2 separate regions of the Mus musculus genome follow, and region 2 is linked to region 1. The links are chromatin loops, found by intact Hi-C in ENCODE. Cell type or tissue: left cerebral cortex. All regions are shown on one strand.

The links. A loop is a pair of places that touch in the nucleus more often than their neighbours do. Peaks named below come from ENCODE experiments on the same cell type or tissue, not always from the same donor. Only the 100,000 strongest peaks of a DNase experiment are listed, where the experiment ranks them.
Region 2: it touches region 1 in a loop (2.9-fold over the local background); 2 of 42 quality-filtered maps call a loop at or near these places.

What each region holds. Positions count from the first base shown.
Region 1 is chr13:9,761,577-9,769,576 of GRCm38, forward strand. It overlaps Zmynd11 (zinc finger, MYND domain containing 11), which reads right to left and starts at 3,745. Exons shown (of 15, transcript NM_001199141.2): 1 at 3,479-3,745. In left cerebral cortex, a CTCF peak has its summit at 3,445; DNase peaks (open chromatin) are centred at 2,285, 2,438, 2,934, 3,447 and 1 more place; H3K4me3 peaks cover 2,841 bases; H3K27ac peaks cover 1,985 bases.
Region 2 is chr13:8,866,420-8,874,419 of GRCm38, forward strand. Wdr37 (WD repeat domain 37) reads right to left here and starts at 4,625. Exons shown (of 14, transcript NM_172445.3): 1 at 4,451-4,625. In left cerebral cortex, CTCF peaks have their summits at 4,878 (motif pointing left) and 5,719; DNase peaks (open chromatin) are centred at 4,734 and 5,377; H3K4me3 peaks cover 2,831 bases; H3K27ac peaks cover 2,663 bases.

The DNA.
Region 1 (8,000 bases):
AGAGGTTTAAAGGCAACACAAGAGAGCCTAGACGGGCGCTCAGCTTTGGTTGCAGCTCTGTAGGTCCTAAGTCAAGGAGGGTACAATGCATAGCAATGAGGACCTCAGCTGTGAAACCTGTCCTCACAGTTCTGGGGAGCTCAGCACTGCTTCAGGAACGCTCTAATCCTCACAAGAACTGTGAGACTGGTTCACTTACTCCTTGTTCTTCATTGCCTTACCTGCCAAAAGTTAAGTCATTTGCCAAGAGCCTACTAAATGACCCAAGGGAGATTCAAACCCAAGTCACCAGCCCTCTAGGTCTGTGGTCTTAATCATTATGCATGACTCAAATAAAAATAACAACAAAATTAACCACTCTGAAAGAAAGTAATGTGGAATTCAATTGAGGTTTGCAAGCAGTGAAGGTCCAAGGTTTGCTGATCATTTGCTAGTTCTTTTTTCTTTTCATGACACATTCTCTTTGCTTAGATTTAATGATGGGGTTTTTGTTTGTTTTAAAAAAAATCAATCAACTGAAAACTAGAGAGGGTAATAAAAAATCTTCCAACAGCTGTTAGGGCTTTAAGCAACCACTGTCCTAACAGCATGTGATAGTTCTGTTACAAATGTCAAAAATCTTTGCTCCAATTAGCATCTCAATTAAGTTATGCAGGGATATGAATGCCTCTATTATATGCTATCAGAACCATCCTAAAGGGGAACAGAGGAAGGGTTACAAAGGGGTGAAACAAACCTATGTCCTTTACAGAAACAGGCAAATGGACATCCACCCAGAGCACTAACTTTAAGATATCTGAAGAATATTTAAGTAGAATCAGAGTGGAGTTCTAACATCTTAAATCTATTTTTCTTTATAACAAAAGCACTCATGTGTGCATTTATTGCAAATGCTAACTGCAAGAAAAACCCAACTGTCCACCTTGGAGAACACAAGAAATGCAATTTTCACCTGAACCGCCTATACAGAAAAAACAGCGGGTAAAGCACAGCTATTTTCTTAATCGGAGCTCAACAAGAAACTTATTCTAACCTGATCATAATCGCAGCTCATGTCTTCTAATCTTTCATTCTCTGGCCTCTTCATCTTACTGAGTCAGCCAAAATACTGACTACAATGTAAACAAAGTACTGACTACAATGTAAACAAAGACCAGGAAAATAATCTACCTGTATGTACATAAGTTCCCATTTCTTCTTCTAGTCTAACACATTAGAGATTTTAAAAAATACAAACACCATCTTTACTACCATAAAACACTCAAACTTTTAGAGTACAACCAGACACTCTCTATTAACTTCTAGACACTCATTAGAATCAATGGCACCCCCCCAATCATTTGAGATTATGTGTCCCATAATAATTAAGCTACATATCTTGTTACATATCTTGTTTTCTTTTTTTAAAGCATTTACTTTCTGCGTCTCCTAGTGATTTTTTTTTTAATATTTTTGCCGGCATACAACACAATTGATTGTAGGAAATTTAACTCCCAGGTGAAGCAGAGAGAGGGCCTGAGCGAGATAGTCTCACAAAACCCCTTAAAATGCTTACTGCCTTTGGGGTGACCTCTCCTTCATCGGGCCACCTGGCCACTTCCTCTATGCTCAAAAACACACATGACATCAGTCATTATGTATACAGCAAGTGAAACCAGCAATTGGATACATACCACATAAGACACTAGGTACAGTATATGCCTCCCACTAAACATGGGTACTGTGTAAACACTACTTATGACTCTAGTAACTGTGTATACAACCCTACAGGAAAGCAGGTACGCTGTGTGTACTCAGTATAAAACACCGATCACACTGGTCATGCAAGGGATGTTAACACCAGATACTCTGTAACACTTTATGGCACTGGATACTCTATACAAGGAATACTGCACACTGAACCCCACACAATGCTAGATACTATGTTCACATCTTATCACACCGGGAATCCAGCGCACAGTTCAGCTGTTCGCTGGCAGAGGCCGGCGTCTATACAGATTAGAGGACTGTGTGCATGCATACTGCCGGTGACACCGAGGGCTACACACGAATCACATAGGACAATCAGTACCACGGACACACACTGAGCACCACAAACACATCACCAACCACTAAGTCCCACGGACACACCGCAAAAGCCCCCTCGGCTCGGCCCAGGGAAAAGGCATGAGGGGAGACAGTGCAAGCGAAAGTTCAGGCCACAACCCCACAGGCAGCGTCCCCATCGGCTTCTCTCCGCAGCTCTGCGTGGGCACAAGACGGCCGATCCCCCCAGGACGGCCAGAAGGACCTGTTGAGGCAGCTGAGGCCTCGCTACCCGCTCGCCTGCAGCCCCGGGAGAGCGACGGACACCGGTCTCGGGTCTCAGGGGCGTTCGCTTTCATCGCTCCCCGTCCGCCCGCTCGCTACACGCTCCGCGCAAAGGCCCCAGGGCCTGGCCAAGCGGGAGGCGCGGGGACCGGGCGGGAGGAGCTCACAAGACTCCGCGGCTTCCCGGAGCCAGCAGGCCGCGCGCGGCTCTCCGCGGCCTTCCCGCGGGCCTGCTCCTCACGTCAGCCGGAGGTACAAGGTGCTGGACAGAGGAAACGCGCCCACCCCTCAGGCCTCACCGGCCTGGGGCCGTGCCTGACGCCACCGGCAGCCGCCGCCCGCCCGCCCGGGAGCCCGGGGCCCCGGCAGCCACCACAGCTCAGGCCGCGCTGCCGCCGCCGCGGATGCCTCCGCCCTCCCCGCCGCCCAGCCGCCCCGCCGCCGCCGAGCTTTCCCCACCATTATGCTGCGCTCCGTCGCCGCCGCCGCTGCCGCCGCCGCGCCCGGCCCTCCCTCCGGAGCCGCCTCCTTCCCGCCGCCCGGCGCCTCTCGGGCCTCAGCCGGCGACGGGCGCGGGGGGCGGGGGGGACGCAGGCCGCCGCCTCCTCCTCCCCGCCATCTCCTCCCTCCTCCCCGGCTCCCCCCGCTGGCTCAGCGCGGAGGGCTCGGGGCTCGAGGGGCGCCATGTTGGCGGCGGCTTCCACCACAGAAAAAAAAAAAAAAAAATGCCTCGGCGCGCGCCGGGGCGAAACCGGGCGAGGCGGCCGGGGCGTCGCGCGCCGGCTGGAGGCCTGGCCCGCCGCGCGCTCTCGCTCGCTCGTTCGTTCGCTCGCTCACTCACCGCGTCTCCTCAGCCCGACGGCGGCGCGGGGCCTGCGGGGCTGCAGAGGACGCCTGGGGGGCAAAGTTGGCATCCCCCAACCAAGAGGCGGTTCACACGGTGCGGGCGCGGCGGCCGGCCCGGCTCGCGGCCTCCTCGGAGTTCATTGTGTGCGCTTGAGTGTTTCCCCGCGCGGGGCCGGGCCGGGCGAGCGCGGGGCCGGGCCGGGCGAGCGCGGGGCCTGGGCCGAGCTGCGCACGGGGGGCTCTAGCGGCCGGCGCGGGACTTGCGCGGCCCGCGCTGTCTCCCCGCCCCGAGGCCGGGGGAGCCCGCCGCACCCGCTCCTACCTTCCCTCGACCTGTCTCCGGCGCCTCGCTGAGAAATCGGTTTCAGCATATTCTAAGGGGGTCCACACACGAACTCCATGTCAACACACACGTGCGAGCTACGTACGTGCAGGCGCGCTGGAGGCGAGCACCGAGACACGAGGGTAGCATTGTTAGGATCCGGCCAAGCCCGGTGGGCTGCGTTGCAGCTTGCGGTGTGGACCCGCTCGGCACTTTGCTTGGCTCCTAATGGCTCCGTGTTGGACAAGCACTCGCCCGTGTACTACTGACCCGAGTGGGTAAGACGGTATCCCTCGCTTTCCAATCCTGTGCTCAAAAAAAAAAAAAAAGTTGCAAAGACACCCGAGTTCCCCGTCTCAAATATGCACAAGTGGGACGTTTAGAAAGAATGGACCACCCATTATCACTCTGGTTAGAACATTACAAATTGCTGTGAGGAGTAGGTTATCTTTTCTAGTGAGCAATTCTAGATCTAATCAGAGGAGAGCCCTTAAGCTATATGGCTTTAAAAGTCTTGGGGGAAAAGTCAAAGCATATACAGATGTCATACGTTGTCCTAACAACCTTTGCCTGCTAGGAGTTTAAAAGGGGAAACCCATTAGCTAAGATTGCCTGTCCCTATTCTCATTGGATAGATGTACCTGAAAAATCACTGGCGACGCCCCTAGAAATCTAGGGTTCTTATACAAATTATCCATCTGTTTACAGTGCTGATCTCTAAGTTAGAACTTACTTAGAGTAGCATTGAGTTGGCTTTTTGAAGTACACCAGTCAAACGGTCTTTCAAACTGTTAACAGTTCTGCCACTGATACCAGCATCGCAGAGAGAAGTGTTTGCTCTTTTGATGTTTGTTTCTGGCTTCCCCCCGCCCCCACTTCTAAGATCATGAAGTATTTATAATTCATTTAAATAATAAAATATGGCATGGCTGGACAGCAAGATTGCTCAGCAAATAAAGCCACTCACCACCAAGCCTGAAAGTCTGAGTTCAAGCCCCAGGACCCACCTGTGTGATGGAATGAAAGAACCAGTTTATTTCAGAAGTCGCCCTTAAACTAGATGGGTGGACTAAAGGATGCCAGGGGAAATCATGCCGTATTGGATTGGACTGCTGGACTGGAAATCACTTCTTTAAGTGAATCACCTCTTTTTTAAAAAAAGGTCTTCTTTCAGCTGTAGAGGAATGCCTACTTCTATATTTCTATGTAGTTTGCAGAAGCTACTCAAGTATGAAAATTTTTCTGTGTGGGGGGGAGGGAAAGAGGGAGGGACACACACACTCACAGAGAGAGAGAGAGAGAGAGAGAGAGAAGGGGGGAGGGAGAGAGGGAGAGAGAAATACAGTTTAGGAAAACAAAGTGACTCCCCCCAGTTATACAGAATAGAAATAGCTTCTATTTTTACATATAACTCTCTTAGATAGCCTATCTATAAGATTTCCTATTTCTTTGCTATAGTTTCCCAGCCCAACAGCTTTATTAACTGCATTTGTCTGTCAACTGGGTGAGTATATGAGGGTGGGTCAGAAGGCCAGTGGCTGGAGGTTGGACGGAGGTTTGGAAGACCAAAGTAATGTAGTTGTTTCTGTGCAACCTGTGACATACTCTGGATTTATGTACTGGGTTGTGAAAGAAGGCAAAAGGTTGAGGGGTCTGAGGGGAGAAATTGGAGACAGGAGGAATGATGGAGTTGAGGGATGGTTTGCATCAATCCACATGTGTTTCACAGACTCTCACACAGCCCTGCATTCTTCCTTGGCCACAATCAATACACCCTATGCTACACAATTTCAATTGAGCATACTGCTTCTTTCACATTCTGCTTTGAGAAAAATCATGGAAAGAAGACAGACTATTCAAGCAATTAAGAATGGAAATTGTCTGTCGGGGAAATGAATTATATTCTTACTTTATATTCTTTTTTTTTTTTTTACAAAGTCCAAATGACTTAAGTTGAAAAAAAAAGCTGAAATATTATCCAAAGCTAGAAAAAAACATATAGGTGAATATTTGTGATATTTTGAGTAAAGAAAAAATATCCAAAATTCTCCAGGGATGGGTTGGGGAAGCATGTATTAAAGAAAGTCACACAGAGAGACTAATAATGTTCGTTGACTGAAAAGGTGCATAAACCAAGCGTGGTCTCAATCAAAATTCTGTTTATGAGAAGTTCCTTCTTGTGCACTTTACCCTGGGTTTTGTTTTGTTTTTGTTTTTGTTTTCTTAGTAAAGTTCCGTGAGTATTTCTTGGAACTCAAGAAGAGTCACATTCACTGTCATAGACAGTTGAAGTCTCTTGTGAGTTCTGAGAGCTCTTGCTGTTGCTGGTTGTAGTAGCTGCTCAGGCACCCCTGCCACTGAAGTGCAGTGTTTTCTGTTTTGCTTTTACTGCTATTCTTGGCTTGATACCTCTGTTTTGCATTAAAGGGTGGATGACCTAAACCCTGAGTCATTTCGATAGCTCTCCTCCAAGAGCATAAACTCAAGGGCACAGTGTAGCACCATCTATCTATGTAGAGCTCCAGGAACTCAGCAGAAAGAGCACAGCATGGAGAGCGAGTAAACAGCAAGCATCTGGCCATGGTGGTCGGGTTACTGGTGTAAAACGAGTCACTTCCTACAAAGCAACTTTCCTAAAGCTCAGTCTACTGAGTTCCTCCCTCTCCTCCTCCAAACCACAAGCTCATGTGTCGGGCTCCATTGCCACATCTCCAGGTTCAGCACCAGGTAAACTAAAAGTGCTACAGGGGAGTTGGCGGGCTCACTAAAAGCAAAGCTCTGATAAGATACAATGTTAATAGCATAAGGCCAGGGACCTGCCATTTCGGTTTTACATTTTTTTCTTTTTTCCATGTGTGTATGTGTGTGTAGTATATACGTGTGTGTGTGTGTGTGTGTGTGTGTGTGTGTGTGTGTGTGTGTGAAGGTATACCAGCACATGCTGAGGAGAGATTGACCTCAGAGTATCTTACTCAATTGCTTCTCCACCATGTTTTTTGAGACAAGGTTTCTCAATGAACGTGGAGGTTTTTTCCAATAGATTGGCTGACCATTAGCCCCTGAGTTCCATGTCTCTGCCACCCCTCCACTCCCAGAAGTGGGCTTAGAGACATGTACTGCTACATTCAGCTGTCAGCTGGGAGCTGGTGATCTGAATTCAGCTCTTCGTCGATTGCACAGAGAGCACTTTATTCACTGAGCCATCTTCCCTGCCTGTAGTTTCTCTCTCTCTCTCTCTCTCTCTCTCTCTCTCTCTCTCTCTCTCTCTCTCTCTCTCTCTCTCCCTCTGTCTCTCTCTCTTTTCTTTCTTTTTTTTCCTTAATGTCTACTAATTAAACTGTCAAGAAAAAGAGATTGTGCTATGTGTAGATATATTGTGACTATTATATGTAAAATAGTAGCTAGGGATAGTAAATGAACTAAAGATTATCAAATATATAACACCAAGCAAGCTCTGCTCTGTCCCCACCTTGAATCAAAGAGACAGGACACTTGAAGACACAGGCTGCTCCCTGGATGTCACAGGTGTATTTCCAACCCCTGCTATTACCTTCCTGTCTAACAACCAGATGTAGAGCAGATTTCTGATCCCCTAAATCTAGGCCAGTTGCTATAGGAAAGGATTTCAACCATTCTAGCCCTCGTGTACACCTTTAGAGATGTCTGTCAAAATTCCTTTCTCAGCAGGCTTCACCTTGAACTAGTTACATAACTTTTGGCAAGTACCAACTTCTCCCCACATCAGCTCCCTCTGTAATTGAAGGAGGGTTACTAATTGTATGTTATGCTCCCATTAGCACAGACTTTTATGAACTCCAGAGTTCCACAAGCATTGGTTCTCCAACTCTCAGGTGTCTGCTCTGACTTTTGGCCGTGGTGGTGGTGATGCTGTGTAGATGCATGTGAGTGTGGGTATTGATCACATGAATGCACAAATGTACATGTTGAAGTCAGCACTCAATCTTGGGTGCCATCCCCATGGCACAGTTCACCTTCGTTTTAAAGACAGTGTCACTTACTGGCCTGGAACTCAACAAATAGGCTATCTCGGCTGGCCAGCAAGCCCAGGGATCTACCTGTCTCCAGCTCCCCAGGTCTGTGAGTACAAGCATGAGACACCACAGGCATTCCTTTTAAAAGCTGTCTCCTGAGAGGCTCTGCCAGGACCTGACAAATACAGAAGTGGATGCTCTCAGCCATACATTGGACTAAGCACAGGGTCCCCAATGAAGGAGCTAGAGAAAGGACCCAAGGAGCTGAAGGGGTTTGCAGCCCCATAAGAGGAACAACAATATGAACCAACCAGTACCCCTGAGCTCCCAGGGACTAAACCACACCAACCAAAGAATACACATGGAGGGACTCATGGCTGTAGATGAATATGTAGCAAAGGATGGCTTAGTTGGTTATCAATGGGAGGAGAGGCCCTTGGTCCTGTGAACGTTATATGCCCTAGTATAGGGGAATGCCAGGACCAGGAAGCAGGAGTGGTTGGGTTGGTGAGCAGGGGGAGGGGGGAGGG
Region 2 (8,000 bases), 900 kb before region 1:
CATCTTTACTTCTGCCTCTATATTTACAACCTCCAACCTCTATCTTTCCCCCCAGAAATCTGTACTGGTCCTATGCTTGCTGACTTAACTGAACTAAAAATACAGAGGACATTAATGAGACACACATTTGATTGTATCTGTGAGAGAAAATTAGAGAGTGGAGAAGAAGACACACATCTTAGCTCTGTTCACTGCCACCTCTCTTGGGCTGGGGTCCGGGACTCAATGAGAGGGAAGAAGAAAGCTAGCAGAGCACCAATTCTGTGCTTCCTCACTGGCGCCATGGACTGGAACACTCCCAACAACAGGTCTCTATGGGCTGCATTCCTCTCAACTGTGAACCAAAACAAACCTCCCTTGCTTAAGTTGTTTTGAGTCAGAAAGTTGGCCCCGGCCTCCCTCGGTAATAAGAAAAGTAACTACTCCAGTTCCTAGTATCATTTCCTTCCATTCACACTACATCAAAAAAATGGAAGTACGTGACGGCTTCTGTGCTGGTTTAAATAGGCTTGGTTGAGGGAGTGGCACTATTAGGAAGTGTGGCCTGTTGGAGTGGACGTGTCCTTGCTAGAGGAAGTGTGTCACTGTGCAGGTGGGCTTTGAAGCCCTCCTCCTAGATGCCTAGAGACAGTCTTCTCCTGTTTGACTTCAGAACAAAAATGTAGAAGTCTCAGCTCATTCTTTAGTGCCATGGATGCTGCCATGCTTCCCACCTTGATGAAAATGGACTGAATCTCTGAACCTGTAAGACAGCCCCAATTAAATGTGGTCCTTTATTAGAGTTGCCTTGGTCATGGTGCCTCTTCACAGCAATGGAAACCCTCACTAAGACAGCTGCCAAACCAGGTACTAACATGAACTAACCATGTATTAACAAAAAGTAATTAGAGAGAAAGTGGCAGGAGGATCAAAACTCAAATCCAGCCTTGCTTGAAAAGGGAGTTCAAGGCCATCCTAGGTTACCTGAAACCCTGTCTCAAAAAAATAAAAGGATGACTCAGAGGCTAAGAACCTATGCTGCTCTACCAGAGGAAACAAGTTCACTGCAGGAACGGTCAGGCAACTCACCACCACGTGCAACTCTAGAGTAATCTTGACCTTCCTACTGTTACATCCCTTTAATACAGTTCTTCATGTTGTCGTGACCCCTAGCCATAAAATTACGTTCACTGCTACCTCATAACTGTAAGTTTGCTACTGTTATGAATCATAATGTAATTATCTTTGTTTTCCAATAGTCTTAGGCAACCCCTGTGAAGGTCACAACCCACAAATTAAGAATCTCTGCTCTAAAGAATCTGATTTCCTCTCTGGCTTCTGTGGCCACTGCACTCACATGGCCCTCATGCGGATACAATTAATTAAATATTTGAATTACTAAAAAAATTCAGAGGTTTGGGGTTTGTGATCCTAGCAAGAAGGTACACAAGACAGTAGTCACTTGTACAAGAAATACTCAAGCGGTATACACAGAGCACAAGCTAGCCAAGTGAAAACAGAAAGAATGGAAAGCAAAGGGGAGAAAGTCAATTGTGGGTCGACCTGAGGTTGAAAAACTACCACAGACTGTCGCTTATGAGACTGAAATTGATCCACAAATACAGAGGCACTGATCCTCACACAAAACCACTGTGAGGGAGAATTTTCAACTTCAATTTGTAGTCTGATGGTATTTTACAAACTAGACAGTATTAAAAAGGTAACTGAAGCCGGGCGTGGTGGCATGCCTTTAATCCTAGCACTAGGGAGGCAGAGGCAGGCGGATTTCTGTGTTCGAGGCTAGCCTGGTCTACAGAGTGAGCTCTAGGACAGCCAGGGCTACACAGAGAAACCCTGTCTCGAAAAACAAAACAAAACAAAACAAAAAAAAGCAAAACAAAAGGTAGCTCAAAAGAGAAAGAAAACTCTTTCACTCTGAAAATAAAATAGGTCTACCTGGGCATAATGGTGCATGCCTTTAATCCGAGCACTGGGGGGGGGGAGGGGGGGTGTAGAAGCAGGCAGATCTCTGAGTTCAAGGCCAGTCTAATCTGGTCTAAATAGAGAATCCCAAGACAGGACAGCCAAGGCTTCACAGAGAGGAACTGTCTCATAAAAAAAGAGAAAATACATCTGGGGTGGGATGTAGCTCAATGGGAAGGAGGCTGATTGCTAGGCATAGCTGAGACCTTGGGTTTCATCACCAGCATCACACCAAACAAATTATTTTATAAAGTTACTTTTACTATGCACTAATTCACCTATATATGTTTTTAAAAAGAAAGAATCTAAAGCTCCAAAAGGTAATTACTTTCTTTCAAACACTCACATCAATTCACCCAGTTCAGTAAGACAGATCAGTACATTAAATGTAAAGCTGCAATATAGTTTCTCCTGCACTCCTAACTGGTTGGCCTGCCAAACTCATCTGTCCTTATTCCATGCTGTCATGGGCATATCCTCTTCTCTGCTGTTTATAAACAAGGCAGAACAATACATGTCCAGCTTTAGTGCAACATATTTAACAAATGAATAAAATCTCTACACACACTGTTAATATACCAAATTCACTACCTTGGTAAATGGTATAACATTAAACCGCACCAATGAACACTTAGCTCTCTCTCTTTTCAAGGCTCTTTTTAGTATGTATGTTCCACAGTAAGGTGTTACTACCTACAGTATCAGATTTTTATTAAGTACATACAACCAAACAGGAAGCCTGCTGAAGTAGTTTTATAAGCAATACAACAAACAATGTATGCTTTTATTTGAGATAATATAAAACATTACTCTCTATTTCATACTTTGGAGGAAGAATTTTAATTTTCTTTCAACAAGAAAAAACTGATTTATTTCAAAATAAATACCCGGTTTATCCCAAAAATGTTAGTTATACATTAAAAAGATGGTTATATAATTTGCAGATGGTAGTATAAACTATAAAATGTCACTGAACCTCCAAAAGTTCAATAAAGGTATTAATAATATTAATATTTTAAGTGTTGATTGTAATAGTACTTTTAAAATTAACTTCTAGAGGGCTGAATCAATGCAATATCTAACCAGTAACAGAAAAGAGAATGGTCTCTACACGCAACCTTGGAAATCTGTCACCAGAATTAAGTTACTTAAAATGTTCTGTCACTGATGAGATGAAGGCAAATGATGCACACTTATCGAGTCTAAGGATGGCACTGAGCTGACAGGCATCAGTAATTAAATAAGCTACCACCAAGAATTTTTTTCTCAATAACCAAAAAAGAAATTCAAATCTAGAAAGCATATCTTTCTTTGAATAAATCAGGACAGGACAACTAACAAAACTCTTAGTATCACTGCTGGGGGAAATACCCAACCCCAAGGATTTTACCTCAAATCAAGGGCAAAGTAAGATAACAGACCAACGTACCTATACTAAAGGAAGTAACATCTCAGAGTAAGAAAACCAAAGGAAGCATACTTAGGTCCTGTGTCCAGAAATTTATGCAAGAAGGCTTGATATACACTGCAAAAACGTAGCTGTCATAAACATCAAGGTCACACTGTTATTTCATGTGGCCACTGGCCACTGCTCTGCGTCTCCTATGGGCAACACTAATAGAAGGCCTCTACTTACTTTGGTCAGGTTATATTTATATATACTATGCTCAAGTATGTGGCTTAGGTGTCAAAGAGAATTTACAAACACTTGAAAATGTGATCGGCAAAGTAACCAAAACAGCAAGGAAGGTAGCATAATAGAAGATTTCTTAGAAAAGGGAGAAGTATCCTGGAGGCTTATTATCACCAGGTGTACTGCTTAGAGGTAAAAAGGTTTCAGTACCGCTTTGATGGCATACTTTGTAGGCCACAATAAGCAATGTAAAGAAAACCCATCTGAACTTCAAAGAAACTGCCTAGCAATCTACATCCGGGCAAGAGAGTGAGTGGTGTAGAGCTAACGGTCCTCGTCTTCAAGCACAAGAAACATCGAAGAGTTCAAGTTAGATGATAAAACCTCTAAGAACCTGATCAATCGTTCGGTTATGTCTGCTCGCGAAGTGAAATGGCATATTTATGCAACTTTTTGGTAAAACTGGCCCATTATGATGCCTTAAAACTTAGGAAATAGAAGTGTACGGGGAAGAAAAGGAAGTCTTCAGAAAGAGAAACAAAGGCGTGGCGGGGTTTTACCACTTCAGCATCTGCTTACCCCATCTCCGCCCCCCACCCTTCCTCCTTCCCAGAGGCCATACCCCGTCTTTGCGGGATCGAAGGCCACCATCTTCGAAAACTCTGGGCTTCCCACGGGACACAGACAGCCAGGTAGACGCCACTTGAGTACACAGGGAGCCAGAGAGAGTGCGCAGGATTAGGACTGTATCCTTCATCCACCTCGAAGCCTCGTCCCCACCGCCACCCGGACACCTGACATCCCCCGAGCGCCCGAGAAGGATGCCAAGCCAGACAGCTGAGAAGATGGCGTCACCTGTCACAGCAGCAGCACTCGCGTCCGCCTGGAACCAGCCTACGTCGCACTCAATTCGTAGATCCCCCCGCGACGAGGCTCCCGAGGCAGACCCAGAGCAGGAAAAAAAACCGGCCGATTCCCGCACTGACACAACCCGGCGACCCGAACTGGCGCGCCCGTACTTCCGGTAACTGCGGAAGTCCCGCCCTCAGAGATGGTCCTTAAAAAAAAAAAAACAGACCGGAAGCTCCGCCCCATGCCCAACGGCTGCGGAAGTTCTTTCCTGGTCTCCTTCGCTCAGTCCCACAGGCTTGTTCCGCGGGATAGTCTCCTGTTTTGGCTTTCGGCTTTGACGCCGGGTCCTGGAGACCTAAACTATGGCCTAGCAGCGCGCTGAGCCAAGACCCAGCGAGTGACTGCAGAACGAGTATGGCGTCCCCTGGTGGCGCAAGTAGGCTCAGCGCTTTCCCTGTTAGGAGCTTTCCCAAGGTGCTTACAGGCACTGCTAGACCCCAAATTCTGCACCACACACTAACGGTACACGCGATCCTTGCACGAATTGCTCCCCGAGACCCTGTAGCGTCGGTAACAGGGAGAAGCACACACAGCCTCCCGGACCGTGGGTACTTACCACTGCAGGGATTCCGGTGAGGGGTCCACGGTCAGGCAGGTTTTAAGTCCATCTGTCCTAAACACTCGCACAGCCCAAAAACTGGTAAGAAAAATAATCTATTAAAATGCAAAGTCGAGTGTACTATTTAACGTAATCGCTTTCAGAATCTCTCAAATCCAACTGCTTTACAGGCTGATCTGCTAGGAATGGCTCCTCAGGCAGGGCTCAGTGGGAGTCTTGCTAGCTGGCTGCAGGAGAGCCTGGTAGAGATAGAACTATTAATATTTCAGCTTATCTGCAGAAGATGACTCACCCAGTTTCCTTCTGAAATATCTGATCACCATTGGCTAAGAGGGGAAAATAGAATCAGCTGTTCACTGCAAAAGGTGGGACTTGAGCCGCTTTTCCCCGTTAATCAGGGTTGGGAAGACCTACATAGCAGAATGGAGCTGTTACATAAACAGCCTTGTCTCTGCGAGCAACTTGAACTAGATGTTTAAAACTCACCTACAGTAAAAGCATGATAGTATTTTCCTTCTATATGGGTCAACATTCTTCCTATAAGATAAAACTGAAGGTTCAGATTCAAGAAGCAGTAATGCAAGATGTTTGCTGGAGAAGAAATAAATTTATCGTATTTGGAGACTCGAATAACCAAAACATTCTGTACAAGAAATTGTGGGTTACTTGTGTATCAAGTATAATATTCAGGGGGCTGGAGAGATAGCTCAATGGTTAAGAGCTCTGACTGCTCTTAAACTGAGTTCAAACCCCAGCAACCACATGGTGGTTCACAACCATCTGTACAGCTAGAGTGTACTTGTATACATAAAATAAATAAATAAATCTTTTTTTAAAAAAAATATAGTATACAAAGCTTATCACTAGTAACAGTCTATAAATATGAACTGAGAAAAAAAAGATTTGGCTTCTCAGAGAAATCACTGTCAAATTTGGAGGCTGTGATATTTATTTAAGAAAATTTTAACTAGTAACAAAGAATGCATAAGACATTCTGCTGTTAATGATAGCCAGCAGAAAGTACTGTAAAGCATAGTTCCATATCCAAGTAGCATTCCACTAAGTTTGCAACAAAGCAGCCACATTTGGGTGCCACTTAAGATACTTTTAATGGAAGTACATTTTATCTTTGGTATATTTAGAGTTCCACCAAAAAAAAAAAAAAAACAAAGCGTGGTGGTTTTAATAAAATGGCCCCCATAGGCCTAGAGGGAGTGGCATTATTAGGAGATGTTGCCTTGCTGGAGTAGGTGGGATGTTGCTGGAGGAAGTGTGTGCCTGAGAGCAGTCTTTAAGGTCTCAGAAGGTCAAGTCTGGCAAGTGAGTCTCAGTCTCCTACTGCTTTCAGATCAAGAAGTAGAACTCTCAGCTCCTCCTGCAGTACCATGTCTGCCTGCATGCTGCCCTTCTTCCTACCAAGACAAGAATGGACTGAACCTCAGAGCTGTAACCAGCTCCAGTTAGATGTCTTTTGTAAGAATTGCTGTGGTCTTGGCGTCTCTTCACAGCAAGGAAACCCTAAGAGGTAGCTGTCTGTTAAGAGCACTGAGTATTCATGCAGAAGACCCAGTTTCAGTTCCCAGCACCCACAGGTTACAATTGACTGTTGTTGAGGTTCAGAAATTGCATCACAAACCATACGAACACAGATCTCAGGTAAGCAAAAATGGTTTGTAGAACACACACTCCAAGACTGATCAATCAGGACCACAAAAAGGATTCGGGAACCTAATTTTGTGGTACCAGTCTGTTTTTAGGGCAGGCTTTTTATAGGAAAAAACAGATTCAAAGGTTTAGAAGGTAAGGGGGTTGTGGGGGAGTAGCACAAAATGTTGCCTAACTAGACAAAAGTAGTAGCTGCTAACTTTAAGCTGATTGGTCCTGAGTAAGGTAAGAGGGGTGGCAGGTAGTAAAAGGGAATTTCAGAGCACTGAGATAACAGAGCATAAGTACTATAATCATAACTTCTTGGCTTATTAGTAGCATTCTTCAGTGTCAGCTATGGATAATCACTTCTGGAAAGTGGAGTCTGAGAACTGAACTTAATTTCAACTTATGAGCAAAATGGAGACTGAATACAAAATTGCTGCAGTGATGTTAAAAGGAGCAGGCTTCAACATCTGTAATTTCAGTTCTGTGGGCTCCGATGCCTTCTTCTGATCCCCTCAGGTATAAAGCACACATATGGTGTACATGTATGTAAAATATTCATACATATAAAGTTTTAAAAGTTTAAAGAAAAAAATTAGCAGGGCAGTGACAATGCATACCTTTAATTCCAGCCCTTGGGAGGCAGAGATGAGAGGATCTCTGGGTTCAAGACCAGTCTGGTCTATAGAGTGAGTTTGAGGATAGCCAGGGCTATAGAGAAATCCTGTCTTGGGGAAAAAAAACAGCCTAAAGTGAAACTGTTTGCATAATATTAGTTTTGAAAGTGCTATATGAATCTGAGTTACATAAAGGAGCATTACTCATGCGTACTGTACTTGTATTGTGCAATCCAAATCCTACATTTCACCATCTCAGGATTATATACAAGGGCATCATTGTGAAGATAATACACCTAAGTGACCTAAGTAACAGAATCTTCACAAAATACAATGTTGAAATGTAAATATTATGATATTGTGTTAGTTTTCTGATGCTATGACCAAGATACCTGATTTGAAAAAGGAAGAGATCATTTCTTCTGGTACATGGTTTCAGGGGAATTAGTTCATAGTCACTTGTGCAGGACATGGTGGTAAGAACATTTGGCAGAATAAATTCTTCACCTAATGTCAGACAAGAAGCAAAGAACAAAGCAAGGGGAGGCCAGGAATAAATACCCTTAAAGGCTTATCTTAGACCCTACCTATAGTTTCCTCACTTTTTCCAAAGTAGCACCCCCATCTAAGGGACATGCACCCAAAATGTGACCCTGTGAAAATCATT